Regions from separate parts of the Homo sapiens genome. Here region 1 is linked to region 2. A link is a loop called in an ENCODE intact Hi-C map of the cell type or tissue named here. Cell type or tissue: PC-3. All regions are shown on one strand. Links, peaks and the distances in the headings refer to the core of each region. The heading gives the core; the rest is flanking DNA. Region 1 holds the start of LOC124903102 (small nucleolar RNA U13). Region 2 overlaps LOC643339 (a long non-coding RNA gene).

Region 1 (16,290 bases), core at 5,374-13,373, 120 kb before region 2:
GGACTATAGGGATGCACCAACACACCTTGCTCATTTTCCTATTTTTTGTAGAGACGGGGTTTTGCCATGTTGCCCAGGCTGGTCTTGAACTCCTGGGCTGAAGTGATCCATTGGCTTCAAGTGATCTCTCCCAAAGTGGTGGGATTACAGGCATAAGCCACTGCGCCCAGCCTTTTTGCCCATTTTTAAAATCAGGTTGTTTGTTGTTGTTATTAAGTTTTGGAAGTTCTGTATATATTTTAGATATTAATCCCTTATCAGATATATGATTTGCAAATATTTTCTCCCATTCTGTGGGTTGCCTTTTTGCTCTGTTAATATTGTCTTCTGATGCACACATATTTAAAATTTTCGTGAAGTCCAATATGTCTATTTTTTTCTTTTGTTGCCTGTGCCTTTGGAGTCATATCCAAAAAAGTTGTTGCCAAATCCAATGTCATGTAGCTTTTGGCTTTCTTCTAAGAGATTTATAGCGTTAGGTCTTACATTTAGGTGTTTGATGAAATTTGAGTTAATTTTTGTATATGGTATTAGATAACGGTCCAACTTCATTCTTTTACATCTGGATATGCAGTTTTCCCAGCACAATTTGTTGAAAAGACTGGGCTTTTCCCATTCAATAATATTGGCATCTATGTCAAAAATAATTTGGCTGTATATGAGAGGGTTTATTTTTGGGCTCTCCATTCTATTCCTTTGGTGTATATGTCTGTCTTTATGCCAGTATTATGCTATTTTGGTTACTGTAGCTTTGTAGTATGTTTTGAAATCAGGAAGTATGAGTCCTTCAGCTTTTTTTTTTTCTCAAAATTATTTTGGCTATTCAGAGTCCCTTCAGATTCCATATGAATTTTAGAATGGAACTTTCTATTTCTGCAAAAACCTCACAAGGATTTTGATATGGATTGCAGTGAATTTGTAGATCACTTTGGGTAGCATTGACATATTAACAATATTAAGTCTTCCAGTCCACGAATATAAGAATATAATATATGCTTTCATTTACTTATGTCTTTTTTTTTGAGACGGAGTCTCACTCTGTTGCCCAGGCTGGAGTGCAGTGGCACCATCTTGGCTCACTGCAACCTCCGTCTCCTGGGTTCAAGTGATCCTCCTGCGTCAGCCTCTCAAGTAGCTGGGATTACTGGCCCCCGCCACCACACCCGGCTAATTTTTGTATTTTTAGTAGAGACAGGGTTTCACCATGTTGGTCAGGCTGGTCTCGGTCTCCTGACCTCAGGCGACCCGCCTGTCTCAGCCTCCCAAAGTGCAGGGATTACAGGCATGAGCCACCGCACCTGGCCTTACTTATGTCTTCTTTACTTTTTTTCATTAATGTTTTGTAGTTTTCATTGTACATGTCTTTCACCTTCTTGGTTAAGTTCATTCCCAGGTTTACTTTTTTTTTTTATGCTATTGTAAATGAAATTGTTTTGTAATTTTCTTTTCAGATTAATTGTTAGTGTACAGAAATGCAACTGGTTTCTATGTGTTGACTTTTTTGTGTGTGTGTGTGTTGACTTTTTAACCTGCCACTTTGCTGAATTAATTTATCAGCTCCAACAGGGTTTTTTTTTTTTTTTTTGGTGTGGAATCTTTTTAAGTTTTTTACACGTAAGATCATATTATCTGCAAACAGAAATAATTTATACCTCTTCCTTTCCAACTTGGAAGTCTTTTATTTCTTTTTCTTGCCTAATTGCTCTGGTTAGAACCCCTAGTACTAGGTTGAATAGAAGTGGAGAGAATGGGCATTTTGTTTTTGTTTTTGTTTTTGAGATTTAGTCTCACTCTGTTACCCAGGCTAGAGTGTAGTAGTGTGATCTTGGCTCACTGCAACCTCTGCCTCCCAGATTCAAGTGATTCTTCTGCCTCAGCCTCCAGAGTAGCTGGGATTACAGGTGCATGCTATCACACCTGGCTAATTTTTGTATTTTTAGTAGAGATGGGGGTTTCACCATTTTGGCCAGGCTGGTCTTGAACTTCTGACCTCAGGTGATCCACCTGACTTGGCCTCCCAAAGTTCTGGGATTACAGGCGTGAGCCACCGCACCAGGCCGAGAATGGGCATTTTTGTTTTTTTCCTCATCTTAGGGAAAAGCTTTTTGACTTTCAGCATTGAGTATGATGTCTGCTGTAGATTTTTCATATGTGGCTTTTATTATGCGGAGGTAGCTTTTTTCTGTTTTTGGTTTGTTGAGGTTTTTATCATGAAAAGGTGGTGAATTTTGTCAAATGCTTTTTCTGCATCCATTGAGATGATCATGTAGTTCTTTAACCCTTTCATTCTGTTAATGGGATGTATTACATTGATTGATTTTCTCTCTTTTTTTGAGAGACAGGGTCTCACTCTGTTGCCCAGATTGGAGTGAAGTGGCACAGTCATAGCTCACTACAGGCTCAACATCCCAGGCTTAAGTGATCTTTCCACCTCAGTCTACCGACCAGCTGGGACTACAGCTGTGTGCTACCATGCCCAGCTTTTTTTGTTGTTGTTTATTTATTTATTTATTTTTTTGAGACAGAATCTTGCTTTGTTGCCCAGGCTGGAAGTGCAGTGCCATGATCTTGGCTCACTGCAACCTCTGCCTCCCGGGTTCAAGCAATTGTTCTGCCTCAGCCTCCTGAGTCTGGGATTACAGGCACCCATGACCACACCTGGCTAATTTTTTTTTTTTTTTAGATGGAGTTTCACTCTTGTTGCCCAGGCTAGAGTGCATGGCACTATCTTGGCTCACTGCAACCTCCATCTCCCAGATTTAAGCGATTCTCCTGCCTCAGCCTCCGAAATAGCAGGGATTACAAGTGCCCGCCACCATGGGTGGCTAATTTTTTGTGTTTTTAGTAGGGATGGGGTTTCGCCACATTGGCCAGGCTGGTCTCAAACTCCCGATCTCAGGTGATCCACCTACCTCAGCCTCCCAAAGTGCTGGGATTACAGGTGTGAGCCACTGTGCCCGTCCACACCTGGCTAATTTTTTTTCAGTATTTTTAGTAGAGGTGGGTTTCACCATGTTGGCCAGGCTGATTTCAAACTCCTGACTTCAAGTGATCTGCCTCCCTTGGCCTCCCAAAGTGCTGGGATTACAGGCATGAGCCACCAAGCCCGGCCATGCCCGGCTAATTTTTTAACTTATGTAGAGATAGGGTCTTGTTATGTTGCCCAGGCTGAACGCCAGAGCTCAAGTGATTCTCCTGCCTTAGTGTCCCAAAGTTTTGGGATTACAGGCATGAACCACTGTGCTCGGCCAATTCATTTTCATATGTTGAACTGTCCCTGCATTCCAGGAATAAATCCTACTTGCTCATAGTGTATAATCCTTCTACTATGCTGCTAAATTCAGTTTGCTAATATTTTGCTGAGGGTTTTTGCACACATGTTCATAAAGGATATCGATTTGTAGTCTTCTAGTGTTTTTGGCTTTGGTATTAGGGTAATGCTAGTCTCATAGAATGATTTAGGAAGTGTTTCCTCCTCTTTAATTTTTAAAGAAAAGTTTGAGAAGGATTGGTATTAGTTGTTTAAATGTTTGGTAGAATTTACTAGTGAAGCCAACAGGTCCAGGACCTTTCTTTGTTGGGAGATGTTTGATTACTGATTCAGTCTCCTTACTAGTTATCAGTCTATTCATATTTTCTGTCTCCTCATGATTTAGTTTTAGTGGGTTTTGTGTTTCTCATAATCTTTCCATTTTATCCAGGTTACCCTATTTGTTGACATACAATTGTTCACAGTACTCTCTTGCAATCGTTTTTATTTCCATAGAGTTGGTAGTAATTTTCCCATTTTCATTTTTGATTTTAGTAATTTGAGTCTTTTCTCTTTTTTTAGTCCATTTAGTTAAAGGTTTGTCAATTTTGTCCATCTTTTCAAAGAGACAACTTTTGGTTTTATTAATTTTCCCTTTTGTTTTCCTATTTTCTATTTCATTAATCTCTGTTCTAATCTTTGTTATTCTCTTCCTTCTGCTAGCATTAGGTTTTGTTTGTTTTTTTTTTTCTAGTTTCTTATTTGTAAAGTTAGGTTGTTGATTTGAGAACTTTCTTATTCCTAAATTTAAACATTTATAGCTATAGTTTTTCCTTTTAGCACTGCTTTTGCTATGTCCTGTAAGTTTTAGTTGGTTGTGTTTTTGTTTTTGTTCTTCTGTAGTTTCAAATTTTTGTTGCAATTTTTTCTTTCATCTATTTGGTTTTTCATTGTTTTTACTGTATTTATTTTTATTTTATATATATATTTTAAAAATAGAGGTGGAGTCTAACTATGTTGTCCAGGCTGGTCTTGAACTCCTGGGGTCAAGCGATTCACTTACCTTGGCCTCCCAAAGTGCTGGGATTATAGGCTTGAGCCACTGCACCTGGTCTTTTGATTATTGATGCATTGTTTAATTTCCACAAACTTGGGAATTTTCCAGTTTTACTTCTGTTATTGATTTCTAACTTCATCCTATTGTGCTTAGAGAAGATGCTTTATATAATATCTATCTTTTTTTTTTTTTTTTGAGATGAAGTTTCGCTCTTGTTGCCCAGGCTGGAGTGCAATGGCATGATCTCGGCTGACTGCAACCTCTATCTCCTGGGTTCAAGCGATTCTCCTGCCTCAGCCTCCTGAGTAGCTTGGATTACAGGCATTCACCACCACGCCTGGCTAATTTTGTATTTTTAGTGGAGATGGGGTTTCTCCATGTTGGTCAGGCTGGTCTTGAACTCCCAACCTCAGGTGATCCACCCACCTTGGCATCCCAAGGTGCTGGGATTACAGGCATGAGCCACTGTGCCAGGCCTATAATATCTATCTTTTAAAATGTATTGAGACTTAATTTGTGGCCTAACGTATAGTCTATTCTGGAAAATGTCTCATGTGCTTCAGAAGAATGTATATGCTGTTGTGTAGAGTGTTCTGTATATGTCCGTTAGCTCTAGTTGGTTTATTATGTTGTTTAAGTCCTCTCTCTCCTTACTTATCTTCTGTGTGGTTGTTCTATCTGTCATTATTATTATTATTGAGACAGGGTCTTGCTCTGTTTCATAGGCTGGAGTGCAGTGGCACGATCACAGCTCACTACTACCTTGACCTCCTGGGCTCAAGCAATCCTCCCACCTCAGCCTCCTGAGTAGCTGGACTATAGGCATGTACCATCATGCCCAGGTAATTTTTTTTTTTTTTTTTTTGGTAGAGACAGAGTGTCAATATGTTTCCTAGGCTGGTCTCAAACTCCTGGGCTTAAGCAGTCCCCCCACCTTGGCCTCCCAGAGTGCTGGAATTACAGTTGTGAGCCACTGTGCCTGGCCATGTTACTAAAACTTTCTGAATCTCAGATTTTTATCTATAAAATGAGAATGTCCACAGATATAGGACTGTTGTAAAGATGAAATTAAATAAAATATTTGTAGCAGGTAAGATGGTTTTGGCTATAAGAAACAGAAAACTCCATTCAAAATTTACTTCAATGTGAAAATTCACTATCCCACATATTAAGAAGTCCCAAGGAAGACCAATTCCAGTCTTGGTTAGTCCAGTGGCTCAAAAATATTATCAGGAATCCAGAATCTTCTTTCTTCTCTGCCATGTTTGGTGTGACGAATTTTGTCCTTAGCCAAGCCAGCTGCTCTCATGATCACAAAATGGCTGCTGTAATTCCAGACATCACATGTAGATGCAAAAAAAGAGTGTGCTTTTTCTCATCTCTCTCTCTTTCCATGAGGGCCATTGGCATTCATCTACACTCTCAGATGTCTCTACTAACATAGGCTTCATCAGAGGCATCACATAGCTCTTTTCAAGAGCATAAACCCTTTCCTTTTGGAATCTCATCTTCTGCTCCCACCTCCCAGCCATGTTATACAGTCATGTCTAATTAATCACTGGCAAGAGGACTAGATCCGCCCTGCAGACCTTAAACCAATCGGGTTTTACTGCTGGGGAAACTTGGGAGACAGTCCCCCTTTCGTGACACTTGTGGGGAAATGTGAATGCTACTAGTTCAACACTGGACACATTGTACCACAGAAGGAGGGGAGATCTGTTGGGTAGGCACTTACAAAAATATCCTGTGATCCTTTTGTAGTTCATAAGCATGATAATTGGGTTTTCATGCTCATGTGTGAGCTGTACCTCCCTTAAACCTCGTTATGATGTTGACACATTACCTGTCTGACAAGGACTTTCAAAAAAACTCTAAAAAAGAAAAAAAAAAGAATAAAATAAAATAAATAAATAAGAGTAAAATAAAATAAGAATAAAGTAAAATAAAAATTTAAACATCCTGTAGATTATGTGCCAAGTGCCCTGCATAGAGCCTGGCAGCTGTGTGGGCTCCAATCTCTTCCATTCATTTGTATGAATGAGGAGAGGTGGCCCATTTTGATTAGTTAAGTTTCCAATTATGGGTTGTTTTTAAAAAGATATATTGTGATGCCTTCGTGAAACTCAAAAACTCAATGAAAAAAGAGTAAGTCTGGAAACCCTGTAAACCAGGTCCCAGGCCAGTTTTTTCAAGAGGGTTGTATAAGCGTTTTATTTTTTATTTGTTTATTTTTTAAAGACAGGGTCTCACTATGGGGTCTCACTATGTTGCCTAGGTTGGTCTTGAACTCCTGGGCTGAAGCAATTCTCTTGCCTCAGTCTCCCAAGTAGCTGGGACAACAGGTGTGCACCACTGCACCCAATGGTTTTGTAAGCCTTGACTCCATAAAACAACTTTAGTTACTTAAAAGGACTTGGTGATATACGAGTAAATAAACATAGTTTTCAAATATGACATTCCAGGCAAGTTCTTGGTTGTATAACCAATGTTTTCAATGAAATCCCAGTAAAATTAAGTCCCAGATATGTCCTTATTGCATCTACGGAAATAACTATATTGGTATGAAAAGAAGAATGTTCATTAAGAGTTTCCAGATTCTGGAGGGGTTAGGCTGGAAGAATATGATATCATTTATAAATGTTTCATTTCCATTTACAAAAACAGAGTCTACTAAATTGTTATGGGTTATAGATAAAAGAAAAAAGAAAGGGCTTCTGTATATTAAAACATCAATAATCTCACAGCTGCAGATGCTGTGAAGAAGAATAAAAATAATTTTGTAAAAAGAAAAAGAAAAAAAATCAGTAATACTCCCCCCGCCCACCATAAACTACAATCATTCCTCATCAGTTCATTTAGCCCTATGTAATTAATTCTTGTTTCACTGGATCTTGGGTTAGCATTTTCATGACTCCATTTGTTTCTTGCCTAGAGTTCTGGAAATCCTTACTCAGTTTGCTGGTATGGTCTCAAAATTGTTTAAGTGATGCCATCAGCAGCACATACCCCAAAATACCCAACATAGTCCTTTTCCACGGGTCTCTGAGACAGTCCTTTGTTGAAGAGGAAACATTTTCAAGGAAGCGTCAGAGTAAAACAAAAAAACTACCTCTAGATGACAAAAGGCTTAAAATACTGTGCTTAATGTATTACTGATAATTTTCAAAAGCAAAAGTTCTGATAAGAATTTATTCCAATAAAAATGCAACCGATAAGAAAATTTGGTTGCTTCTGTGGCATGCCAAAAAGAAAATAAAGTCGATTCAAAAAAATTTTAGATAAAATAGTTAAAAACATAATGATTAGCCCTTTTTCAAAGAAGACAGGCCAGGTGCAGTGGCTCACGCTTGTAATTCCAGCACTTTGAGAGGCTGAGGCGGGTGGATCACCTGAGGTCAGGAGTTCGAGACCAGCCTGGCCAACATGGTGAAATCCTGTCTCCACTAAAAACACAAAAAATTAGCTGGGCGTGGTGGCGGGAGCCTGTAATCCCAGCTACTCGGGAGGCTGAGGCAGGAGAACCTCTTGAACCCAGGAGGCGGAGGTTGCAGTGAGCCAAGATCGCGCCATTGGACACTAGCCTGGGCGACAAGAGCAAAACTCCCTCTAAAAAACAAACAAACAAACAAAAAAACCAAAAAAACTTACAATGATTAGCTCTATTTTTAAAGAAGACAGGCCAGGCTGGGTGGCTCATACTTGTAATCCCAGCACTTTGGGAGGCCGAGGCTGGCAGATCACCTGAGGTCAGTAGTTTGAGACCAGTCTGGCCAACATGGTGAAATCCTGTCTCTACTAAAAATACAAAAAAATTAGCCAGGCGTAGTGGCACACGCCTGTAATCCCAGCTACTCAGGAGGCTAAGGCAGGAGAATTGCTTGAACCTGGAAGGCGGAGGTTCGAATGAGCCAAGATTGCAACTGCATTCCAGCCTGGGCGACAGATGGAGATTCTGTCTCAAAACAACAACAACAACAAAAGAAGACAGTGAACGTTATATCTAATTTATAAAAATGGATGAACATAATCTTTCCAGAGAAAAAAATCTTGAGATATAACGTAATAATGCTGAAACATAATATAACATGAATTTGCTAAGTAAGAATATAACAAAAATATATCAAGAATATCAAGTAAAGAGAGTTCGTGGTCCTCAGTAATTCTTAGACATCTGTTTGTTAGTAAAATTATGTAAGTGATGTCAATCCCCAGTTGAAAACCACTGCCCTAGAAGATACTAGATTCAAATTAAATAAGTAAAGCTGTGATCAAGTTAACACTTAGAAAGCAACTGAAATTGGGCCAGGCACAGTGGCTCTCATCTGTAATTCCAGCACTTTGGGAGGCTGAGGCAGGATGATCACTTGAACCCAGGAGTTTGAGACCAGCATGGATGACAGAGTGAGACCCCATTTCTATTAAAAAAAAAAACAAAACAAAACTGAAATCATGAGTGATAACACTGTAGTGTCATTGTCTAATATGGCAAAGCAGCACTAGGGCCCTAATAAGAAGAAATGTGTCATGGACGGCGAGGACACTGCAAAGCTCTGGAAAATGCCCATATAGCGTACAGTTTCTGAAATATACTAACAACATGCAACATATACCAATTTAACCTAGGAAAGGCTGAGCATCTCTTCTGATTTCACAAGCCTTTCATGTGGTTCATCAATAGTAATCCAGCAAGTAAACCTAATTATTTCTAACACCTCTCTTTTCAAAAGGCTAAAAAATAAGTCTTTGTGATTTTCCAGGGGCCCCCTAGGAAATCTCAAAATAGCTTTAGTAGCAAAAAAAATCCTGAAAGCTTCATTTTATTTTATATTTAGAATTCCATTTTAGGGAGGCAAAAACCAGACACTGTCAGGCAATTTGAACACTATGACAGGAATCGGATCTAGGTGTCTAAAAAACTATTTGGGAGCTGGGTACAGTGGCTCACACCTGTAATTTCGCACTTTGGGAGGCTGAGGCTGGTGGATCACCTGAGGTCAGGAGTTCGAGACCAGCCTGGCCAACATGGGGGTGAAACCCCGTCTCTACTAAAAATACAAAAATTAGCCAGGCATGGTGGCATATGCCTGTGATTCTAGCTACTGGGGAGGCTGAGGCAGAAAAATTGCTTGAACTGGGGAGGTGGAGGTTGCAGTAAGCCGAGATTGTGCCACTGCACTCCAGCCTGGGCAACAAAGCGAGACTTCGTCTCAAAACAAACAAACAAACAAAAAACAAACCCAAAACAAAACAAAAACTGAAACAAAACTCTTTGGCTCCTCATTTCTAAGTGACAATAAAGTATTTAAAAAGTAAACATAGAAGGTAACATGACTGTAAGGAGGCTTAGATCTTTCCTAACTGAGAAACTTTTGTTTTCTTAAATAGTCAAGGACATAATAATAAATTCAGCATAAACCATTGAAGGCTATTCCAGTAAAACACAGAATCTTTGCTGTCTACGCCGATTACATAAGAAAAACAAAAAGCCCTTCATCTTGTAGATGAAGGCAATAAACAGTAACCAAGGGAACAAGTCTGTCAAAATTGAGCAAAATTTGACAGCTTTCGTAGCCTTTCAGACTCATTGTTTGCACAAGCCATAACCCGAGGCAAACAAAATTGTGAGAATGAGTCAATGAAACACAAATTTATATTTTCTGTAATCTTAAGTATTAAGTAGAAGTAATGGTAGCTTGTTCAATCAAGAAACCTGTGTTAAGAAGTACATGCCCAAGTAGAATTAAAATACTAGCAGGTATTATATTTAATGCTGATAAATCAGAATTTATCTAACTAATCTGATTATCAGCTAATCTGTAGCTGTTTTTATTAAACCAAAATTATTTAACTAGTCTTGGTTGCTGAAGACTTACCTAAATTATGTGAACTTGCAATCTTAAAACATTTCCATGTTACTTTCTATAAAAATTACATTGAAAATATTAGAAGTTCGATTTCCTTATTTTCTAGCAATTCTAGAAACAATCAATACAAACACTTATTTATCTCTATAAGCTAATCAGAATAGAGCTCCTTTAATTTCAGGGATTTTCTAACCCAATTTATTAATACCAACAAGAGGTGAAAATTATTATGTGATGGGGGGAGGGGGGAGGGATAGCATTAGGAGATATACCTAATGCTAAATGACAAGTTAATGGGTGCAGCACACCAGCGTGGCACATGTATACATATGTAACTAACCTGCACATTGTGCACATGTACCCTAAAACTTAAAGTATAATAATAATAAAATAATAAATAAATAAATAAATAAATAAATAAAAAAGAAAATTGTTATGTGAGATTTAAATGCCTTTCTGAATTGCAGAAACATAAGCGTGGAAACAGACAGAGGGAGCTTATAGTTTTAATTCTAGATTTTCAGTCATGAGTCAAAGTAAACATACATTTATAAAACTCACCAGTCAAAGAGCTTTTTTCCTAGTAGGTATCGAAGGGGACCAGAATATGTCACCCCAAAATATGCTACTTTAGCATAAGGATTATTTTGAGCTGAAGATAATTGAAAAATAGCAGATGCAGGAAAAAACTCCCTTCTGTTTAAAAGCAGGGCATACACATCCCTTTTTTGTAAAGTTGTCTCCCTCTTCTATATGAGGAAGAGAACTACTAGGGACAATTCTTATCACTGGAGACTCATCTGTATAACAAACCATACTAAACAACCTTACTTACCATACATTTCCTAATTTCTTACTCACCTTCCCATGATCATTTTACAGCCCCCACCCTCCAAGAAACCAAAAAGCACCCTCTTTCCTTGGTCTAATCTCTTCTCCACACCTTATCTTTCTTGTTAAGATGGTAGATAAGCTCCAAATTCTGGCGGGGTGGTGGTCTATGCCTGTAATCCCAGCACTTTGGGAGGCCAAGGTGGGCAGATCACCTGAGGTCAGGAGTTCAAGACCAGACTGGCCAACATGGTGAAACCCCATCTCTACTAAAAATACAAAAAAAATTAGCCGGGCATGGTGGCGGGCGCCTGAAATCCCAGCTACTCGGGAGGCTGAGGCAGGAGAATCACTTGAACCTGGGAGGTGGAGGTTGCAGTAAGCCGAGATTGCACCACTACACTCCAGCCTGGGCAACACAGCAAGACTCTGTCTCAAAAAAAAAAAAAAAAGGAAAAGAAAAAAAAGCAAATTCTAACCATGTCCTCAAGCTCCATTTGTTTGTGAACTCCTATGTGTGCAAATATACTTAATTAAATTTGTTTTTCTCTTGTTAATCTGTCTTTTGTCAGATTGTTTAATTTGCAGGGTCCCAGCCATTGAACTTAGAGGAGAGGAGGAAATTTTTTTCCTCCCTTGCAGTTTAAACTCTTAATAATTTGCATTCAAAATATAAAGGTGAACACGCAGAAAAGACTAACAAACCAGATTCTCTGTTATCTCTCACCCAGCAGAAACAAGTTCTATGTAAACTATTAATTCATTTGCAGAGATCCTCCGATGATCTCATCATAAAACCAAATTCCAGCTGGGCACTGTGGCTCACACCTGTAATCCCAGCATTTTGCGAGGCCAAGACGGGCAGATCACAAGGTCAGGAGTTTGAGACAGCCTGGCCAACATAGTGAAACCCCGTCTCTACTAAAAATACAAAAAGTTAGCTGAGTGTGGTGATGCGTGCCTGTAATCCCAGTTACTCAGGAGGCAAAGGCAGGAGAATCACTTGAACCCAGGAGGCAGAGGTTGCAGTGAGCCCAGATCAAGCTATTGAGCTCCGCCCAGGCAACAGCGTGAGACTTTGACTCAAAAAAAAAAAAAAAAAAAAAAAAAGCAACCAAATTCTCAACCAAAAAGGCAAACAAACTAAATTCCCTGGAGCCTTTCACCCAACAGAGACTAGATCTCTATGCGACATTTACAAAGATCATAAATGGTCAGACCCTAAAACTAATTCTCAATGGGGAATAATTTACTGGCTATAAACAAACCAAAACCAAAATTAGTAAGGGCAAAATAAAATTAGAAAAACAGAGTCAGCAAAGTTCTATTGTTCACTTCATGTTACTTGACCTCATGAATCAGGAAAATATATTTCTGTGCTTCAACTGCCCATGTGGTGCACTTTTCTGTGGATGAAGTCTACCTGGCTCTGGTCAGCAAATCCACAGGACATCTTGGTGAATCCTCTGAAACTGTTAAAAGATAACGTTCAGAAAAAGGTATTAGGTTGGTGCAAAGTAATTGCGGTTTGGATCACTACTTTTAATGGCAAAAATCACAATAGCTTTTTCCCCAACCTAATGAAATCATGACTCTTCTATAGATACAAAAATGAACATGTGCTAAAAAATTTATTTTGCTTATATGATACTAGGGAATAAGAAACATGTTATAACTGGTTTATTTGTCTGCTTGGGATGCCACAGCAAGGTATGACAAACTGGGTGGCTTAAACAACGGAAATTTGTTCTCTCACAGTTGTCGAGGCTGGAAGTTCCAAATCAAGGTGTTGGTAGGGTTGGTTCCTTCTGGGGGCTTTGAGGGGAATCTATTCTGTGTATCTCTCCCAGTTTCTGGTGGTTTTGGTGGCAATCCTCTGTGTTCCTTAGCTGGGAGACATATCATCCTATCTCTCACTTCCTCTTCACTTGGCATTCTTTTGTGTATGCATGAAGAGGAAGGTAATTTGTCTCTGTGTCTAAATCACCTTTTATTTTTCTTAAGGACACAGTCATATTATATCAGGGCCCACTCTCATGGCCTCATCTTGATCGTCTGCAAAGACCCTATTTCCAAATAAGCTCACATTCCCAGGTACTGGGGGTTGGGACATATCTTCAATATTTTTGGGGGAAGGGGACACAATTCAACCCATAGCAACTGGCTCAAAGGAAAAGTCAAAACAGCACAGGTTTTTTTTTTTTTTTTACAAGTAAAGGAATGCTGAGATGAATTGCAAATGGAGGCAAAACTGTTTTATCCATGAGTGAAGGATAGGGCCAGGGGGAGTCAATTAAATCACTACCAGATAGGACAGAAGTTATATATCTATCAGTTACCTACAACTTACGAAGATTTACAAAGTAGCTCAAAGACAATAAACATGGCTACAATCTCATAACCCAGAAGGGTATGCATAAGTGATGCATTGTTTTTTATTAAAGCATATTTTTTTCTATGCAACTATTAATCCGTTTATTTTTTTTCCATGGATTAAGTGGTCCGAAAATCTGCTCTGCATTAAGTGGTCCTGAAGTCTCACGTGTGTGATTCACTTTCTTGGAAAACTTATCGCTGGTCCAATTTCTAGCCTTGCTTCCTGTAACACTGGGAGGGAGGTTTGGCCGTATTTTCCTCACTGGGGTTGTTGGATGCTTGAGGACAGCAGTTCCCTCTAACAAGGCGTTGCAGATGCTCTCTGTTTATTCCCTGCTTGGTCTCCTCAGACAGGTAGGAAACTAGGCTTAGAGAAATAAAGGAGAAGGCCAGGTGTGGTGACTCAGGCCTGTAATCCCAACACTTTGGGAGGCTGAGGCAGGTGGATCTCCTGAGGTTAGGAGTTCAAGACCAGACAGGCCAAAATGGTGAAACACTGTCTCTACTAAAAATACAAAAATTAGCTGGGCCTGATGGCAGGTGCCTGTAATCCCAGCTACTCAAGAGGCTGAGGTGGGAGAATCACTTGAACCTGGGAGGTAGAGGCTGCAGTGAACCAAGATGGTACCATTGCACTCCAGCCTGGGTGACAGAGTGAGACCCCAACTCAAAACAAATAAAGGAGAATCACTAAGGGCTACCAGATTCATTATTACAGCTACAGGAGCTGCAACTCCAGGATGCAGTGAGCCCTTTTCAGCACTATTTATTTATTTATTTGGTTAACACTTTCTTTTATTATTGCTTTGTGTTTCTCAGAAGAATAGAGGCCTGGTGAGGGGAGGTAGCAGAGTCTTCTTGTTGAGAAATCTATGCCCAGCACCCAGATGGCCAGGAAGGGGCCAGCGGCTCTGGGCTGCTACCCTGCACCCAGAGCTTCCCAGGTGCTCTTTGGATCTCACTTGGGTCAGCACTTTATTTACAACTCTCAGTCCTCATACCTCAGCCTCCAAAATGCACATGGTATATCATTTTATGTCATTTGCTGGGCCTGTTGAAATTCTTCTCACAGCTATGTGGGCAGGAGGGAAAAGGGTTGATACAGAAAGAGGTATGCAAAGTGCCTATATCTTTAAAAAATAAAACACACTTTGGGAGGCCGAGGCGGGTGGATCACTTGAGGTCAGGAGTTGGAGATCAGCCTGACCAACATGGTGAAAGCCTGTCTCTACTAAAAATACAAAAATAGCTGGGTGTGGTGGTGGGCACCTATAATCCCAGTTACTTGGGAGGCTGAGGCAGGAGAATTGCTTGAACCCGGGAGGTGGAGGTTGCAGTCAGCCAAGATCACGCCACTGCACTCTAGCCTGGGTGATAGAGTGAGACTCTGTCTCAAAAATAAAATAAAATAAAATAAAATAAAAAATAAAGCACAAGCATGAATTTCATAAGAAAGAGTTTTAGGGACTTATAGATTCAGAGCCTCAGTAAGGAAATGTCTTTCTCCTTGATAAAAATAACTTTGGGAAAGATAAATTTAGGAATTCTCTTCCCCATGATTCAGATTCCTGACATTCTTTGGTATTTTCACTATATAGTTGCCTTTTCTTTTTCTGTATTACTTTTTTCCAGAAAGAGAAAATCTTACTGGGGAATGCCATGCCAAGCCTGAGAATGTTGAATATCCTAGGCCAAGCTCAGTAAGGTCAAAGAGCTTTCCAGCAGGAAATTCTTCTGTCTGTAATAACTGAGGCCAGTTTCATGGGATGAGGCTGGCAATCTGCAGGGAGACCAGGAGGGTCCTTTTGGCTTTTTATTTTTTCGTCCAGCTCTCTGGTTTACTCCCCCTTATTTAAGCTTTTAGCAGCTTCCCAGGCACCACTCTGCCTGGAAGTTTTCCAGGTGGATGTCCTACCCTAAATTCTCTTTTGTCATGGGCCTCTTCAGGCAGAACCCATGCTGTAATGCCTGGGCGGTCCTTGCTGTTTTCTTTCCTGTCTCTGGGTGAACTCATCTCACATGTTCCAAGAGAAAATACAAGAGAGATAGGACTCTTTCCATTTGTAAATTCCAGGCCTGCTTTCTCTCAGGCTTTTCAACTTCTTTTGAGACTTGGTGTGTGTGGTTTTGCCCAAGCAATGCATCACCTGGAACCCATGCACTTGTGTCTCTCAGGAGCTCCACACTCTTTCTCTGTCTTTGCCAGTTCCCCTCACCTGGCCCTTCTTTTTAACTTTCTCCCATTAAGTGCTGATTGTATGACCTGCACTTCGGTAAGCTCTTTAATGCATTATTTTTATGTCATCTTCCAAGCAATTCTATGGGATAGGGACAATGATTCCCAGTTCGCAGTTGAGAAAACAAGGTTTAGGGCAGTTAAATGACCTCCCCATGGTCACATGGCTAAGCTGAAGAGTCAGGATTTGAATCCAGGCCTAAGTGACTGAAAAGCTGGTATGGTTTACTGCTTGTTTATGTGCCATGGGGGAGAAACATCTGTTATGAGACTCTAGGAACAAAATACTGAATTAATATACAGTCATGTGTTGCTTAACAATGGGGATATGTTCTGAGAAGTGCATAATTGTGTGAACATCATAGAATATACTTACATAAACCTAGATGCTGCAGCCCACTACACACCCAGACCACATGGTATAGCCTATTGTTCTCAGACTATAAACCTGTACAGCATGTTGCTGTACTGAATACTGTAGGCAACTGTAACATAGTGGAAAGTGTTTGTGTAGTCAAACATATTTAAACATAGAAAAAGTACAATAAAAATACAGTATTATAATCTTATGGTACCTCTGTGGTGTGTGCAGTCTGTCATTGACTGAAAGGTTGTTATGTAGTGCATGACTATATTTTGTCAGCTGTGAAACTTTTAAGGATGCTCAAGCTGATGA
Region 2 (16,290 bases), core at 3,510-11,509:
AGCATTGGGTCTCTGTGTAACAGTAGCACATTTAGAAACTTTGCCTCAGAGGCAATTAAACCAGCTAAACCAGATTTGAACCCCTGAGCAAACAGCATTAAATTTGGTTGCTGCTCATTCTCCTGGAATGAAGGTCAGCTATTTCATACGCAGTGAATAAGCCAAACCAATCATAAAACGTGAGGAAACATCTCATTTGGCTATTTTACCTCGTGAAATGTGATCTTCTATTTGGTCAGATCATTTTTGATAGTGTTAAAAGAATAGTTCAGTTTATTTTTACCCATTGCTCTACGGATACATTCATTTGCTTTGTAAGTCCTTAGGGCTAATGCCTGAATGAACAGGTGCGGGGACAGGAGTTGGCCAGATATAAACTTGCACAGTTCATGTGCTTAACAAGCACTGATTTTTTTTAACAAAAAGAAAATTCACTTAATACAGACAGCCAGTGCATTATTAGCTATCGTGGTATATTCTGCCACAGAAAACTATATTAGTTTCAATTGAGGTGATTTTTTTTTCTCTTACAGATAAAAGATTAAATAGAAATCACTGCCTCCATGATGCCTCTGTTCTGGAGCCTTTTTTTTTCTTCATCTATTAAAACCTCAATTTTATAATCTTCAGGATTTAAAATAGAATCTATTCGTTTTTCTGACAATACTTATTTCCCATAAAAATGAGATTTTTTTGTTAGCTAGCTCACAGTAAATTTTATTGCATGTGCCATTTCAAAGGAAATCAGAGGTTCTAATAAGTACAATGGATTTGGAACAGTTCCTTGCCCCTCATTTTTTCAGTTATGTAAGCCTCCTGCTTAGTTACATTATTGTATTTTATTACTCAGCTCACAAAGCTGCATTTAAGAAAGATTACAATTTTCTGGTTTCCTCTTCTGAGATACTTTGATTCATCTTCTTTGAATACAGCTTTATTTGTGTTTTCCTGCTGTTTAAGCCTGGGACCCTTTCACAAGTCAGCATACTTTGTATATTCCAAGTAACAGCACCATTAAGAGAGGACGATCCGTTACACATTCCCTAAGAGAAGATGCAAGAAATGGAAGGAAAAATACCTTGACTGTTAGAGACAGATGCACTCCCTAATTGCTTCCTGATGGTTACTTTTAAAGGAGCTATGGGAATCCACAGATGTGTGTCTGTTGAGGTGTCTGTCATTCAGTGAGTTTAAGAGGCATTGATTTCCATGAGTGAATCATGGGGCTTGATTACAGAGAACTGGTAGACCAAGCTCAGGTTTAATTCATGAGTTCTGTTCACAGGTCTGTCACTTCCCCTTGGGCTATTTTTGCACACCCAAGAAATGGATTTACTTAGTTTTTTCTTCTTATAAAAATGAGGTAACAATATTATCTTTACAGCAGCTTTTAAATGTTTAAATATGCCCAACCAAATAACATTTTTAGTTGTATTGCAATGTTAGTAAAATTAATGTGATGAATATTTCTTACCCAATTTCCCTCCCTCCCACAAAACTGACCTGTTTACCTAAACTGACCAAATTAACTGACTGTTTTGCCATGGTATAGACCCAAATTCTTAGTAGAATTACAACCCTAATTGATATGGTCATCTGGCTCTTACACCTTGAAAATGTTTAGACGTTTAATATCAGCTGATACAGTTTTCTTTAAAAATGATAGGATGATATCAGATCATCTTTTTCAGGATGGAATGAGATTTAAATGAAAATTCAGTGTTACTGAATTGAATCACGTAGTTTTATATATTTTGTTTATATATAAATCAGCTTGTTATAGTGAGAGAACTTGAAGCTTTAAAGACCTGAATATGAATTTTGATCCTTTCTAGTTTTTGATCCTCCAAAACCCAACCATATTGAATGTTAATTATAAAATGAGCCAATACCTGTTCTCCCTACTAATATGTGTTTATGAAACACAAATGGTGTAATGGGTATGGAAGTTATTTGAAAGTTGTAAAGGGTCACACAATGGGATTTAAAAGAAAATTTAGACACAACCTGCTTTCATTGTTACTGTTTAGCAACAGTTAACTGTTAATTGTTTTGTATATTGCCATTTCTGTGCTGCTGTTACACAGAGGCACAATGCTTGGCACATAACTAAGGAGGAACATTTAAGTCAATGGACACTTTATCAGCTTTGTGGGTTAATCATGTTATTTCAATATGTTCATCTCTTTGGGAATAAAGTTCAAGTAGAAGTTCGATAAGTTATTAGCTTTTGGAGTTAGCATATATATATATTTTTTTGAGTAAGCACATTTATATATTTTTTGAAGTAAGCGTATTTTTGTGCTTCTTATATATATATATAACGCTTACCCAGTTTCTGGGCAAGACAGGAAGATAAGAAAAAAGGAAAAGGAGAGAAAAAAGAAATAAAAGGTTGTATCAGCATATTTAATCAATAGACTAAATAGAATAAGAGACTTCAGCAGAGATGATGAATACCTGATCACTTTTAAACAATTGTTATTGTTTTTCTGTTTGTTTGTTTTGCTTTTTTTTTTTTTTTGAGACAGAGTTGCCTAGGCTGGAATGAAGTGGTGAGATCACAGCACACTGCAACCTTGAACTTTTGGGCTAAAGCAATCCTCCCACTTCAGCCTCCTGGATAGCTGGGACTACAGGTACCCACTACCATGCCTGGATAATTTTTAATTTTTTTTGTAGAAACAGGGTCTTACTATGTTACCCAGGCTGGCCTCAAACTCCTGGCCTCAAGTGATCCTCCAACCTCAGTCTTCCAAAGTGCTGGGATTACAGGCATCAGCCACTGTGCCTGGCCTAAGAATTATTATTCTTTATCAAAACCATCTCAAAAATATTTTTTAAAAAATAAGATATGATTCCCAAACTCTAAAGTATGTAGGAAATAACCTATCAAAGAACTTACCAAGAAAAATTTAAAACTCAGTTGTTGCTTTGAAGAGATCTGAATACATAGAAATATACACCACATCTTCGAAATATAAATATGTTAATTTCCCTCACAATTAACCTATACATTCAATGTAATTTCAGACAAAATTATTACAAGTCTTTTTTTTAGGACTTCAACATACTTACTCTAAAATTCATATGAAGGAATAAATGTTCATGATGCCTAAGTCATTTTGAAAAAGAAGAGCAAAGAGAAGGAACTCACCCTTCCATATAAAATCAGTATGGAACAAGAACATAGTAAAATACATCTAGGGAAAGAGCAAAGAGTGAGAGCCAGACCTGAGTCTACATAGGAACCTGCTTTGGGATAAACATGGCACCATCAATCAGTGGGGAAGGGATGGATTGCCTAAAACCTACTACTTGGTAGTGGAGAAACAGCTCATTCGTTCACTATCTCAAGCATATGCCAAAGAGGAATTCAGTGCAAAAGTAAAATTACAAAGCTAAAATATCAGAGGTGTTAAAGAAGGTACTCATTACACAAACCATAAGTTGAAATTATTGTTATTATTATCTTTTGAGATGGAGTCTCACTCTGTTGACCAGGCTGGAGTGCAGTGATGCCATCTCATCTCACTGCAGCCTTTGCCTTCTGGGTTCAAGCCATTCTCTTGCCTCAGCCTCCCCAGTAGCTGGGATTACAGACTTGTGCCACAATGGCCAGGTAATTTTGAATTTTTAGTAGAGACAGGGTTTCACCTTGTTGGCCAGACTAGTCTCAAACTCCTAACCTTAAATGATCTGCCCACCTCGGCTTCCCAAATTGTTGGGATTACAGGCATGAGCCACCATGCCTGGCCATAAGTTGAAAATTTGATAGAGTTGACTATATTTTAAAAATTAAAAATTCTGTAAAGGGTAGATACAACAAGCAAAGTTAACAAAAAGGTGACAGAGTGAGAAAAGATTTATAATATCTAAACCTATAAAGAATTAATATCTAGAACACACCAAGAAGACTCAAGGGATTTTTTTTTTTGTAAAATGGAGATAATAATAATTGTAGAAAGTGACATGCTCAGCACAGAGCCTGCAGTACAGTTAGCACATTGTTTGCTATTACTAGTTTATCTATTCTTATACTCTGTGACAAAACACATTTTGTGTGGAGCCATTATGTATGGACCCCAAATTTCTGGTTTCTGCATGGTCTTATGTTGCCAGCTTATGGAGTTACAGAGAAATGTATGTATGAATATCCGGTCAGTCTCAATATCCACAAACCCTGTTGACAAATGTCCCTAGATACTCCAGTGGTTAAAAGTGAGGAGAGTAACAGTGGCCATTCCTGTGACACAGAGGTGAAGAAAACACTGTGTTTGCCACTGTAGCTATAAAACCAACTACGATGACACCTGCCAGGTGACGTTGGGAGAAGAATATGTTTTGTGGCTTGAGGTGTGAATCTTGTGACTGTCATATTCCATCCTGCCTGAGGCTGTGCCCCAAGGGGGCTGTGCCCGGAGATGGAGAGGCTGGGCAAAGCTGCTTCCCAGGCCTTAGATCTTTGTCCAGGTGTTGCGCGTGGCTGTGGTAGGTGGGAGGGCTGAGCGGGCCAGCCACTTTTTGCTGGATTTACTGGGGACTCACTCCCATACCCAAGGGCAGATTGGCTATAGAGAGGTGGTTTGCTCACTGCCAACCAAACCTGCTCTCTGAAAGCAGAGCTTTGTCTTTTTCTGCTTTATGACCTCAGCTTTGGAGAAGGCTTTGGCTCCCCAAGTGTGGCCCAAAAACTTGGATGATGATGCACGGGGTAGAAGGCAACAAACGAGCTGCCCTTGGTGGCAGTGACCTGAGCTGGGTCCACTCCTTGGGCTTGGGTGATGAATACAAAAAGTCAGCCAAGACCATCCTGCTGATAGGGAAAGAAGGACTCATGATAACCCTGTACCAGGTACTGCCACACAGACTTTCTCCTTCAATCCTCTGCAAACTTGTGAAACTCTTATCTGTTTTACAGATACAAAAACTGCAGCTCAGAAAGGGCAAATGGTCTGTCCAAAGGTACCCAGTTTAGAAGTGACCCACTGGAATTTGAACCCTAGGTCTGTTGAACTCTGAAATTTATGATGTTTTGTTTTGTCTTGTTGTTTTTTTTTTTTTTTTTCCCACTTCACCACTCTTTATATCTGCAGAGTGCAGTAGGGAGTAGGTGGAGGTGGGATGAATACCATGATAGGCCCCCGTGAACCCAAATCTGTGGCTTGATGGACTCCAGGGAAGAATGTATAGCTAGTCCCATCCTTGTCTGATCTTGGCAGATGCTTCAGTGAGGTTATAGAAAGCTAATTCCACTTCCCAGTGCTCCATTTGAACATGTGCTCCTATGCTCAGCTGGTTTTAGGTGTGGCTTTGGTTTCTGAGCAGAAACTCTCTTTCCATGAAATAATGACATCCTTAAGGTGTTGTGCTTTGCTTGTCGTTCAGAGAAGACAGCACTTCCAGGAAATGCACTATACAATATGGATGGATCCCCTGTCCAGAGAGGAAACCAGGCGCACCCTTCACTACAGGAAAGAACTTGCTCCCTGACCTGCCAGCCAGGTGGAATTTCATTTCTTTGTGCTCTCGGGATCTGGTGCTTTGAAGAACTGGCTTCATTAGCCACTAACAGAGATGCACTTGTCAAAACATCAGCAACTGACTTTTTTGTGTGTGCTTAAGAGATCACAGATATTTTTGTACTGGTGCTATCAGAGGTTGGAAGGATTGCTATAGCTACATGTTCTTGCCCCTCTCTCTAAGGTCTATGGCAATGAGTAGCAATGATAATAATTATGATAGTGATAATAGCAAACCATTCACTATATGTTTTGTGCTGGGCACTGTAGTAAGTTCATTTTATGTTCAAAACAACCTTCTGAAGTATGTGTCATTTAGGATTCATTTGACTGCAAGTGGCAGAAACCCAATTTCAATGGTTTAACCAATGGAGGGATTTATTTTTCTCATGTAATAGGAAGTCCAGCTGTAAGCACTTCAGAGTGAGTATGCAGGCCCCATGGTGCCATCAAGAACCCAGTCTCTTTTGCTGGAGGCTTGCTTCCTCATGTATGCAGCATAGCTGTTCTATTTTGTGCTTCACAACTAATTTTTAGGCAGGAAGTATTTGAAAGAAGGGAGAAGCTAAGTAGCACAAACTGACAAGGTGAATGCAAGCTGGATGTGTGCCCTCTAACAGGCTTTCTCAGAAACTCCAGCTGGTACCTCCACTTGCAGCTCCTTGTCCAGAACTGTGTTGCATGACCACATCTAGCTGCAAGGAAGTTGGGTAATCCAAGAGCATTTAAGTGAGCCCCTTGTTAGTAAGAAAGAAAGGAGAACTAGCTATTGGTTCCATAACCAGTCATGCCTAGCTTAAGTAGTTAATGTTTGTTCAAAATTTACAGACAAAGAAAGTGAAATTGGAGAAGTTAAGTATTTACCAAAGGCTATCTAGCTAGGGAGTGATGGAGCCCAGATCCGAATCCAGGTATGTCTGACTCCAAAGCTACATTCCTAAATGCTGTTTAGAATTTGTTCCTGATGGTTGGTGGTGTTTGGGCTGTACAACGGAGGACTTAAGGGGGCTCTCTTATGGGACAGGAGGGAGAATTGACTTTTCAGCTTCTTGAGAATAGTGCTAAGATCATTGTATAAAAGATATGGAAGGCAGATTTTGGTACAAGGTAAGGAAGTGATTATTCACAATTAGTAATTAACTGGTCTATGGGCTGTGTAGCTAACTCTATGACCAGGAGCATTTACATAGCTCAGAGGAGATTCCTTAACTGACTGGGAGTTTGGGCCTATTGTAAGTTCAAGATTCTAGGTCCATGAAACAAAAGTGGCTGAGATAGAATCATCATGATGAAAAGAGGGCTTTTGGTTTCTGCATAGGTGCTTCCTGATTTGTCAGTTAGAGTGACCATATAATTAATTTATGGTCCAAACTGGGGCATTTTTTTAGAGTAAAAAAAAGATTTATTAGTAATTATGCTGGGACAACAGGCAAACACCAGAATCATCATGGACCGAGTGGAAGCCACAGCTACCCCAGCCATGGGCTCCTGATGGATAATGGAATGGGGAGACCTGGGCTTCATAGGAACTGACAGCTGGGTAAACATCCAGAAAAGACAGACACCCCCAAGGCAGACCTTCCCAGTTCCATAGGCTAAACCTCCCAAGAGGCCCTGTCTGTGATGGGCTTCGGTGACAGACGTTAAAATCTGATGGGCAGGGACAATGAGTGACTACTGAAAACGTATGTCTGACACAGCCCCTCAGGCCCTGAGTCTCCCTTAGTGTGACTCATTTTCAGAGACACTGAGCTTAGGTAACGCCATGTGTCTTACTGAGTCATGAACCCAGCCCATTCTAGGCTGGGAAGGCAACTGGATTTTACATCCCCTGATATCCTTCTCAGCTTTTAAAAACTGCTCTTCTGATTTGCTCCATGACCTTGGGCAAGTCACAACCACTCTGTGGTTTGGCTTCTCCTTTAGTGGAAATAAAATGGAAATAATAGTTATGCAAGAGGAAAAAATTGATTCAAGAGCTTCCAATGAAAGTTGCCGCATACAGCCAAGTGATATTATTATTTTCATGACAGTTATTAGCAGAGCTGCTTCTTGTCCCATCCCCTCTCATTAGGCCACAGGGCATGGAATAAACACAGGTTTGGCCAGTGACTGGTATTTGATGATGTTGGCACCAGAGATGAAGGGGAGGAATTTCTCTCTGGCTTGTGTTTCACTATTAACCTCCTTTTGCCTGGATCTCAATGCCTGCTAGTATGGAAACTGGAAATCTGTGAGAATCTCAGCTATTTGTCTCATAGCAGAGGCAGCCTATTCAGAAAACCATTTAATAATGATGCCATTACAATATTGTCTTTTTTCTTTCCTTAATTCCTTTATTCAATAAATATTGATTGGGCATGTCTGTGTGCCAGGTTCTGTTTCCCAAGGATAGAGCAAGAGGCATAATGACAGCATTAAGCTTTTCAATGTTTGTTGAATCAAGGAATTTATAAGATGTGAAGTTTGGAGAGCTGATCTCCTGCTGCAAACTTGCATCTCTCTCGTCTATCCTGATCCCTGAGAGATATTTCTAAAAGCAAAATTGCTCTTGTTACCCATTTCCTAAAGGAGCAAAACTGAATTTCTTTTTTTTCTGTATTATTATACTTTAAGTTCTAGGGTACACGTGCACAACATGCAGGTTTGTTACATATGCATATATGTGCCATGTTGGTGTGCTGCACCCATTAACTCGTCATTTACATTAGGTATATCTCCTAATGCTATCCCTCCCCACTTCCCCCACCCCAGAACAGGCCCCGGTGTGTGATGTCCCCCTTCCTGTGTCGAAGTGTTCTCATTGTTCATTTCCCACCTATGAGTGAGAACATGCGATGGCAAAACTGAATTTCTTAATATGGCACAGAAGAACCTTCAGGGTTGGCCTCTGATCACCGTTTTGTCTCTTCTCTCACTGAGCCCCTTTTTGGACTACAAGTTTCAGCTATTACGACTTCCCTACAGGTTCCTGAATATTCAGCTCTTTCATATCTCTAGGCCAGAGGGCGGCAGACATTTACTTGTAAACGGCCAGATAGTTAATATTTTTGGTTTCCTGGGTCATGTGGTCTCTGTTGCAACTACTCAATGCTGCTATTGTAGTGTGAAAGCAGCCATGGAAAAAATATAAATGCATGAGCATGGCTCTGCCCAAATAAAACTTTATTTACAAAAACAGGCAGCAGATGGGATTTGGTCCACAGGCTGTAGTTTGTTGATCTCTGCTTTAGGCTTTTGCTCATTCTGTGGTCTTTTACTTGTCTACGTTAAACTCCTTTCATCTGACCAACGCCCATTCAATTGTCACCTCAAGTCTGAGATCTTGCCACACTACCCTGGGTAGAACTGGTCACGCATACCACTGTGTTCTGTACACACCACCCTGACAAGTAACAGAAAATTAAAGCTGTGTTTTCTCCCATAACCATATTATAAGCTTTATTTATTCATTCATTCACACATGCATATATTCACAGATCCATTCATTTAACAACATTTAACAACCACCCACTATGGGGCAGAGCTGATGACTTTTTAGTCTTTGCACAACACCCAGTGAAAGTATAACACATAAAACTTGCTTAATACATGCTTGTGAAGAAAAGGAGATAGAACTCAATAAAAAAAAGTCCACTGCCAAAGATACATCTGCATCTTTGTTGTAAGTGCTCAGAGGTGGGAAGTTGTCTTTATTGATTATGAAGCCTCTCCACTGTGTGGAGGGGTTTGGTCAGTTAATTGTATTTGGAACTTTTCTTTTAAGGTTTCTGTCATCCGGCCTGGAATAGTTTGGTGGCTCCCACCTGTTGTCCATTCTTATCCCTTTTCCTAGAACTCAGGGTCCTGTTTTCTGGTGACATCTTATGGCAGTACTAAGAGTAGTAGCACCAACTTCTAAACTCCCATCGGGGCAGGTAACTGACTTACGTGAGTTTGAGGTTTACCAATATAGTGCAGTGTGTTTCTTGTTTTTACTGTTATTTTTAAGTAGGAGATCTGTTTTTTCCATTGCTCCCTGAGAAAATAGGGCTATCTGAGCTAAAGAGCTTAACCAGCTCGCAGCATGGGGATAGTGAAATAGCTTCCTTGCAGACTCTGAATCTTTTGTTTGTTTGTTTTTAATGTCCAGTCTCTGGCTCTTTTAGAGCAATTTAAAGGTAAATGTAAATATGAAGCTTCTTGATTACTCATATTACAGAAATGATTTCATGGTTTTATGAGCCAAAAAATATTTTAAGTAGGGCTTAAATCATTTTCTTAAATTTACAACCCATTCTAAATGTAAACAGAATTATATTTAATTGGTTGTCACCAATGGAACCAAAATGACTTCATTTGGTTTCAACCTGGTCAGATATAGATTTTCAATGGTTACCAGGAAGGAAATGTGTTTATAATCAGAGGCAGAGAAAAGGAAATGGTTATAGCTGGTTACAAAACAAGCATAAAACCTCCACACTGTTTCTCATGTTACAAGAGCAAATAGGAAAGAAGCCACAAATGGGGATGGTAGCACAGAGTGTGTGTTGGGTAAACACTAGAGAAACGGGAGAATGTTCTGGGTCTCTGCTTTTTTCATTATAGAAAGGCAGCAAGGGAAGCCGCTGAACAGAGTACAAGGCTGTCTGCTTACTAACTCACCCTCACAGGTAATAGAAAATCAAATTCAAGTTCCATTGTGCCCAGGGGCTCTTCACTGATACATCAGTAATGTGCCTGCCCTGACACTTTAAGACTGGTTACTCTTATGAGGAAACTAAGGCAAGAAGAAACTAAGGCAGAGGAGGTGGGGAGTGGAGCAGGGTCACAAACTGACCTTTGGTTACAAAAGAAAAACAAGACAGTGTTACTAACTGACCAGGGCCATGAAAGGTAGTAAACACAGCCAGGGCAAAGTAGAGAGCGTGCAAGCTAACCCCATTGCGACAAATACTCACACAATTTGGTGATACGAAATTTCTAGCAAGTTCCTCATTGAGTAAGCTGTTGTCACAAGTATATTTTGAATGGGTTCATAACAATGTGTATGTGCTTTAGGTGGGCAAGACAGGGGCAAATGAGTTTCATGAATAAATGTGCTACTTGCTTGCCTGAGGTATTAAACTTTAAAATAAAATGCTATCTTCACTCTGTTTCTGGCACGAACAAATACTTTACTTTTGGCAGTTCTCATCAAAAGTTAAGTGTCACCATTTGGCAATGTCTATCAGAATGAAAACTCACATATCCTCTGATTCTGTAATTCCACTTTAAGGAATTGATTCTGTAGTCCTAGTCATACATATGTGCAAAAGTATGTTTGTGGAAGTAAAAAACTGAAAACCACCATTATGTCTATTCAGAAGAGGCTGGGTAAATTATGGGACACTCATATTATGAAATATAGTGCAGCTGTACAGATTTGCAGCAAACTTCACAATATCTGTTAAGTTTCACTGAAGAATGTTAGAGTATATGTAAGGAAGGGGAGGGGAATACACACACACAATACACACACACACACACACACACACACACGCGCACACACACACACACACACACACACTAGGGCAGGGGGCCCCAATCCCCAGGCAGCAGACTGGTACTGGTCCATGGCCTATTAAGAACCAGGCCGTACAGCAGAAGGTAATAGGTAAGCGAATGAGCTCTGCCTCCTGTCAGATTAGCGGGCATTAGATTCTTATGGGAGTGTGAACCCTGTTGGGAACTGCCCATGTGAGGGGTCCAGGTTGTGCACTCCTTATGAGAATCTAATTAATGCCTGATGATCTGAGGTGGAACAGTTTCATCCCAAAACTGCCCTCCACCCATGCTGGTCCGTGGAAAAATGGTGTTCCACGAAACTGGTCCCTGGTGACAAAAACGTTGGTGACTGCTGCATTAGGGGACTTCAAAAAGTTTATGGAAAAAATTAAAAGATAAAAATAAAAATATAAAATTATTTCTCAACATAAGCTCCATCAAGTTCAAGACACTTTTGTAAGCAGTGATGGCCATTTAGTGCATCCCTAAAGAACTGAGGGTCCTGGGAATTTAACCATATCAATGTAATCTTTTTTACCTTATTAACTGAAGAAAAATGGGTATTCTTTAAATATTTCTTAAGATTAGAAAACAAAAAGTCAGAAGGAGTCAAATCAGGATTGTACGTTGGATGTCTAAGGATTTCCCACTGAAACTCACAAAATCGTCCTCGTTTGATGAGACGAATGAACAGGAGTATTGTCACGGTGGAGAAGGACTCTCCGGTGAAGCTTTCCTTGGATTTTTTCTGCTAAAGTTTTGGCTTTCTCAAAACACCCTCATAAGAAGCAGATGTTATCATTCTTTGGCCTTCCAGAAAGTCAACAGCAAAATGCTTTGAGAATCTTCAAAAATTGTTACCATGACCTTTGCTCTTGACCAGTCTGCTTTTTCTTTGACTGAACCCTTTCCACCTCCTGGTAGCCATTGCTCTGATTGGGCTTCATCTTCAGGATCATACTGGTAATGCCGTGTTTCATCTCCTATTACAATCCTTAAATGAAATGCTTCAGGATCTCGATCCCACTTCTTTAAAAATTCCATTGAAAGCTCTGCTCTTGTCTGCAGCTGATCTGAGTGCAGTGGTTTTGTTACCTATCCAGTGAAAAGTTTGTTCAACTTTAATTTGTCATTCAGAATTGTGTAAGCTGAACCAATTGAGATGTCTATGGTGTTGGCTATAATTAGACTTATGCTTATTATGTTTATAATTAGGTTTATGTTCCTAACTGTCAGTCCTCTTTAATTGGGGCACAAACAATATTATTATTATTATTATTTTGAGACAGGGTCTTGTTCTGTTGCCCAGGTTGGAGAGCAGTAGCACAATAGTGGTTCTCTGCAGGCTGACCTCTGAGGCTCAGGTGATCCTCCCACCTCAGCCTCCCAAGTAACTGGGACTACGGGCCTGTGCCACCACACTCGGCTAATTTTTAAATTTTTTGTAGAGATGGGGGTCTCACTATGTTGCCCAGGTTGGTTTCAAACTCCTGGGCTCAAGTGATCCTCGCACCTTGGCCTCCCAAAGTGTTGGGATTATACGCATGAGCCAACAATACTAACTTTTTCCTCCAAAATGTATGCGAATGGTCTGCTGCTGTGGGCTTCATCTTAAACATCGTCTCATCTCTTCTTAAAAGGAATTAGCCATGTGTAAACTGTTGATTTCTTTGGGGCAGTGTCCCCACACACTTTTTGTACAGTTTCAATGATTTCACTGTTCTTCCATGCAAACTTCACCCTAGATTTGAAGTTTGTTCTTGCTTCAATTTTAGCAGAATTCATGTTGCTCTGACAGAGGCGCTTTTCAAACTGAAGTCTTATCCTTCTTACTGCCTCAACTAGATTCTGTTCAGACATGTTATAACAGGTTAGTATGAGTTTATTTTGGTGCAAGAAAAATGAAAATCCATGCATAGTTTTTTCATAATATGCATTTTCCATAAACTTTTTAAAGACCTCTTTTGTGTGTATGCACTTATATATACACAGAGTATTTCTAGGAGGATACCCCAGAAATTTAACACTGGATGTTTCTATGAAAAAGATTGGGAGACTGGGTTCCAGAGGTCGATGGAAGTTTACTTTCCACTCCATATTGTTTTGCCCTGTTTGAAATTTTTATCAGCCAGGTGCATAAATCATTTTTCAAAAAGAATTTTAATGGAAATGTCATTCTTCCCAATTAATTAGGGTTTTGCTGGTGATGGTATCAGTGCCCAATGAAATCGACTGAAATATATGGTTTGAAAAAAAATGGGTGCCCTTTAAAGATGGACTAAGATTCATGGGCTGAAAGTGGTTTAAAACATTTTGAAAGAAGGCATCTTTCAGCTATGCGTATATTTGGGAAAAGTATTTCGGTAACTAATGAATAATAGAGAACATTGATTTGGGCTGCTATTTTTATGCTAACAATTTGGAGTCCCAGAGAACTGTGTAGAAAGCCCAGCGCTTCTCCCCAGCAAGTGGTGGCTAAAGCCCTTTTATGTTGAAGGGTCACCCTGACTTAAAGCCTAAGAAATCATTAATTGAAAGCTTTCAGCTTCTCTTGTATATTCCAACTTCATAGCTCTAAAAAAGTCACCAGTGCCACTTCTCTCTTTGCCTGTGGATGGCAGAAGAATGCATGGAAGGATAAACACTCGCTGATTTATTTACATTAAATAATACCCTGCTCATTCCCAGGAGCCAGCAAGGTTGGTGGCCTTTAGAAATCACTGACATGGACCGGGTGCGGTGGCTCACACCTGTAATCCCAGCACTTTGGGAGGCCCAGGCGGGTGGATCACGAGGTCAGGAGTTCGAGACCAGCCTGGTCAACATGGTGAAACCCTGTCTCTACTGAAACTACAAAAATTAGCTGGGCATGGTGGCAATGCTTGTAATCCCAGCTACTGAGGAGGCTGAGGCAGGAGAGTTGCTTGAACTCAGGAGGCATAGGTTGCAGTGAGCCAAGATTGTGCCATTGCGCTCCATCCTGGGTGACAGAGCAAGACTCCGTCCCAAAAATAAATAAATAAATTAATTAATTAAATAAAAATCAGTCACATGACAACAACCTAGCAACTTCCTTCTAAAGTTGGACTCATGTGCAGAAAAATGAAAGTACAGAAGAGTGGCCAACACACATTCTTTTTTGAGACCTGCGGCTGAATCAACATTTGGTGTTTTGGGGGAAAGTAAATGACAGCACCCCTTTCATTTAACGTTTTTATTAGCCAGTGTTATCTCTTGTAATGTGGAGTTTATTGTTAATTAACCCATCGTTTATCTATGGCTTCTTTCTTCTCAAACAGACTGTAAGCTCCTTCAGTGCTGGAGCAGTGTCATTCATCCATTTGTTCATTTACGGATCAAATATTTAATGCATAACTACCACATGCATGATGCTTTGCTAAGCCCTTGGGGAGGCAAAGATGAAGACATATTCCTTGCTTTCAAGGTATTCAGTCTTTTAGTCTCTTCTAGTCTCATGGTCTAATAGATAGCCTTATTCAGATTTGTGTCTCCCAAGGTTATGGACAGAGAGGGCTCAAGCAGATGCTTAGTAAATGCTGGTTGGTTGTGAAATTCTCAGACCGTGAACCCACAATGGGGTCATGATACTGTGGGTGTGTATTCAATTTTTGCTGATGAATTTTAGGAAATCACCAGACAGTTTTTCAAGATCTCTTTAATAATAGCTTTTAGAAGTATACTTTCTTTTTTTCTTAGATTAGAAGTTTCTGCACCTGGCAATGGAACCTCTTTTAGGGCTGAAATTGAAGACAACAATTATTCTGACCCAAGAGCTTGGGCTATAAACTCCTTGGGAAGTCGGCCCACTTTTCACACAGACAAATGGCAACTCATGAACAAAGAGGCACAGGAAGAGGGAAAGGGGTCAGGGAAGGTAACATTTCCTGAGTGCCCACACAAGGCCTGGAACGCCACATGCTTCAGTTCATTTACAGACAGCCACTTGAGGAACACAGTGACACTGAGGTGGAGAGAAAGAAATGAGCATTTTGGCAGTGGATGGGGTCTGGGGGTGAGTAGGCGATGGATATATTTGTATGTATGTATGGTGTGCTTTTAATTTAACATTAAATACAGATTTATCAAGCACTCTTCTATTTGCTACGTGCCCAAAGAGGTTTAAGCCACAGTCTGAGCTCTCAAGGAGGCAAATGGTATAAAGAAACATACCCTAAGTTAAATAGCCACCTGAACATGGTATAACATTATAGATTTTACAGTTGCCTGGATCCAGAGGGAACATTTGATCCAGAGTTTCCAGAAATGTTGTCCTCATCTCATTGATAGGATGCAAGATGATTTGGGCATTATACAAACATTTAAAACTTTCATTAGGCATTTATTTTAACATGCATTAGAAAAATCGACAGTGTATCATGCCCTCTGTGGTGGCACACAACTGTAGTCCCAACTACTCGGGAGAATTGCTTGAGCCCAGGCAGGGATTCAAGGCCAGCCTGGACAACATAGCAAGACGCTATCACAATAAATAAATAAATAAAGGAAAAACAAAAATCTGTAGCATATCGGACTCTTGCATACGTGGATATTACTGCTTCCTGTGAGGCTACATATGAAAGTGAATTGATTTAAGGATTATCTAAAGGAAAACATCAAGTTAGTAGCTGAGTATAGGAAAGTGGACTGGAATATGGCAAAGATTCTCTAAGTGTTATTTGAATGACCTGAGTTTGGGAAATTCAGATCAAGTCCAATCTCCAGGATGCAGAGAGAGTAAGTGAGTTGTCCAAGGTCACGAAGCAAGTGGAGATCACAGACCAGAACGCAGCCTCCGCCCCCACATCTTTATTCAATCATTTCTTCCTACTTTGCAGATGTGGAAACTGCAGGCCAAATAACAAATTCTGTCTTTCGCATGCAGTAACTGCCATGAGAATCTGACTGCAAAGTAGAAAGCCTAGAGTTGCCTTCACGAAAAATCAAAGTTAATATTTATATAGAGAGTGCTTACTGTGCATCCCGGTGTTATAAAAATGTCATACATATTAATTTATGTTAATCCCTAAGCCACTCTGTGAGATGTGCTTAGGTATTTCTACCATCCCTCTTTTTGCATGAAGAAATTAAGGAACAAATAACAATAGCTTTCTTAGATTATAACCTTCAGAGCTGGGATTTGAATCCCCAGGTAGTCCAGCTCCAGAATTTGCCTCCTTAACCATTACACATACAGCTCACCAATAATAAATGGAGAGGTGAA

Evidence for each region. A loop is a pair of places that touch in the nucleus more often than their neighbours do. Peaks named below come from ENCODE experiments on the same cell type or tissue, not always from the same donor. Only the 100,000 strongest peaks of a DNase experiment are listed, where the experiment ranks them.
Region 1: it touches region 2 in a loop (2.8-fold over the local background); 1 of 110 quality-filtered maps calls a loop at or near these places.

The regions. Positions count from the first base shown.
Region 1 is chr12:93,255,499-93,271,788 of GRCh38, reverse strand. All of the region lies in intron 2 of LOC643339 (a long non-coding RNA gene), which reads left to right. It overlaps LOC124903102 (small nucleolar RNA U13), which reads left to right and starts at 6,057; the gene lies at 6,057-6,160. It overlaps LOC124900325 (small nucleolar RNA SNORD74), which reads right to left and starts at 5,772; the gene lies at 5,693-5,772. RefSeq lists a silencer at 10,810-11,010. In PC-3, for the core only: no CTCF peak of the experiment used is centred there; no DNase peak of the experiment used is centred there.
Region 2 is chr12:93,129,191-93,145,480 of GRCh38, reverse strand. All of the region lies in intron 3 of LOC643339 (a long non-coding RNA gene), which reads left to right. Among named protein-coding and RNA genes, the nearest start is that of LINC02412, 37 kb to the left of the region's middle. RefSeq lists a silencer at 3,388-3,548 and an enhancer at 10,021-10,090. In PC-3, for the core only: no CTCF peak of the experiment used is centred there; DNase peaks (open chromatin) are centred at 7,290 and 10,010; H3K4me3 peaks cover 2,069 bases; H3K27ac peaks cover 3,408 bases.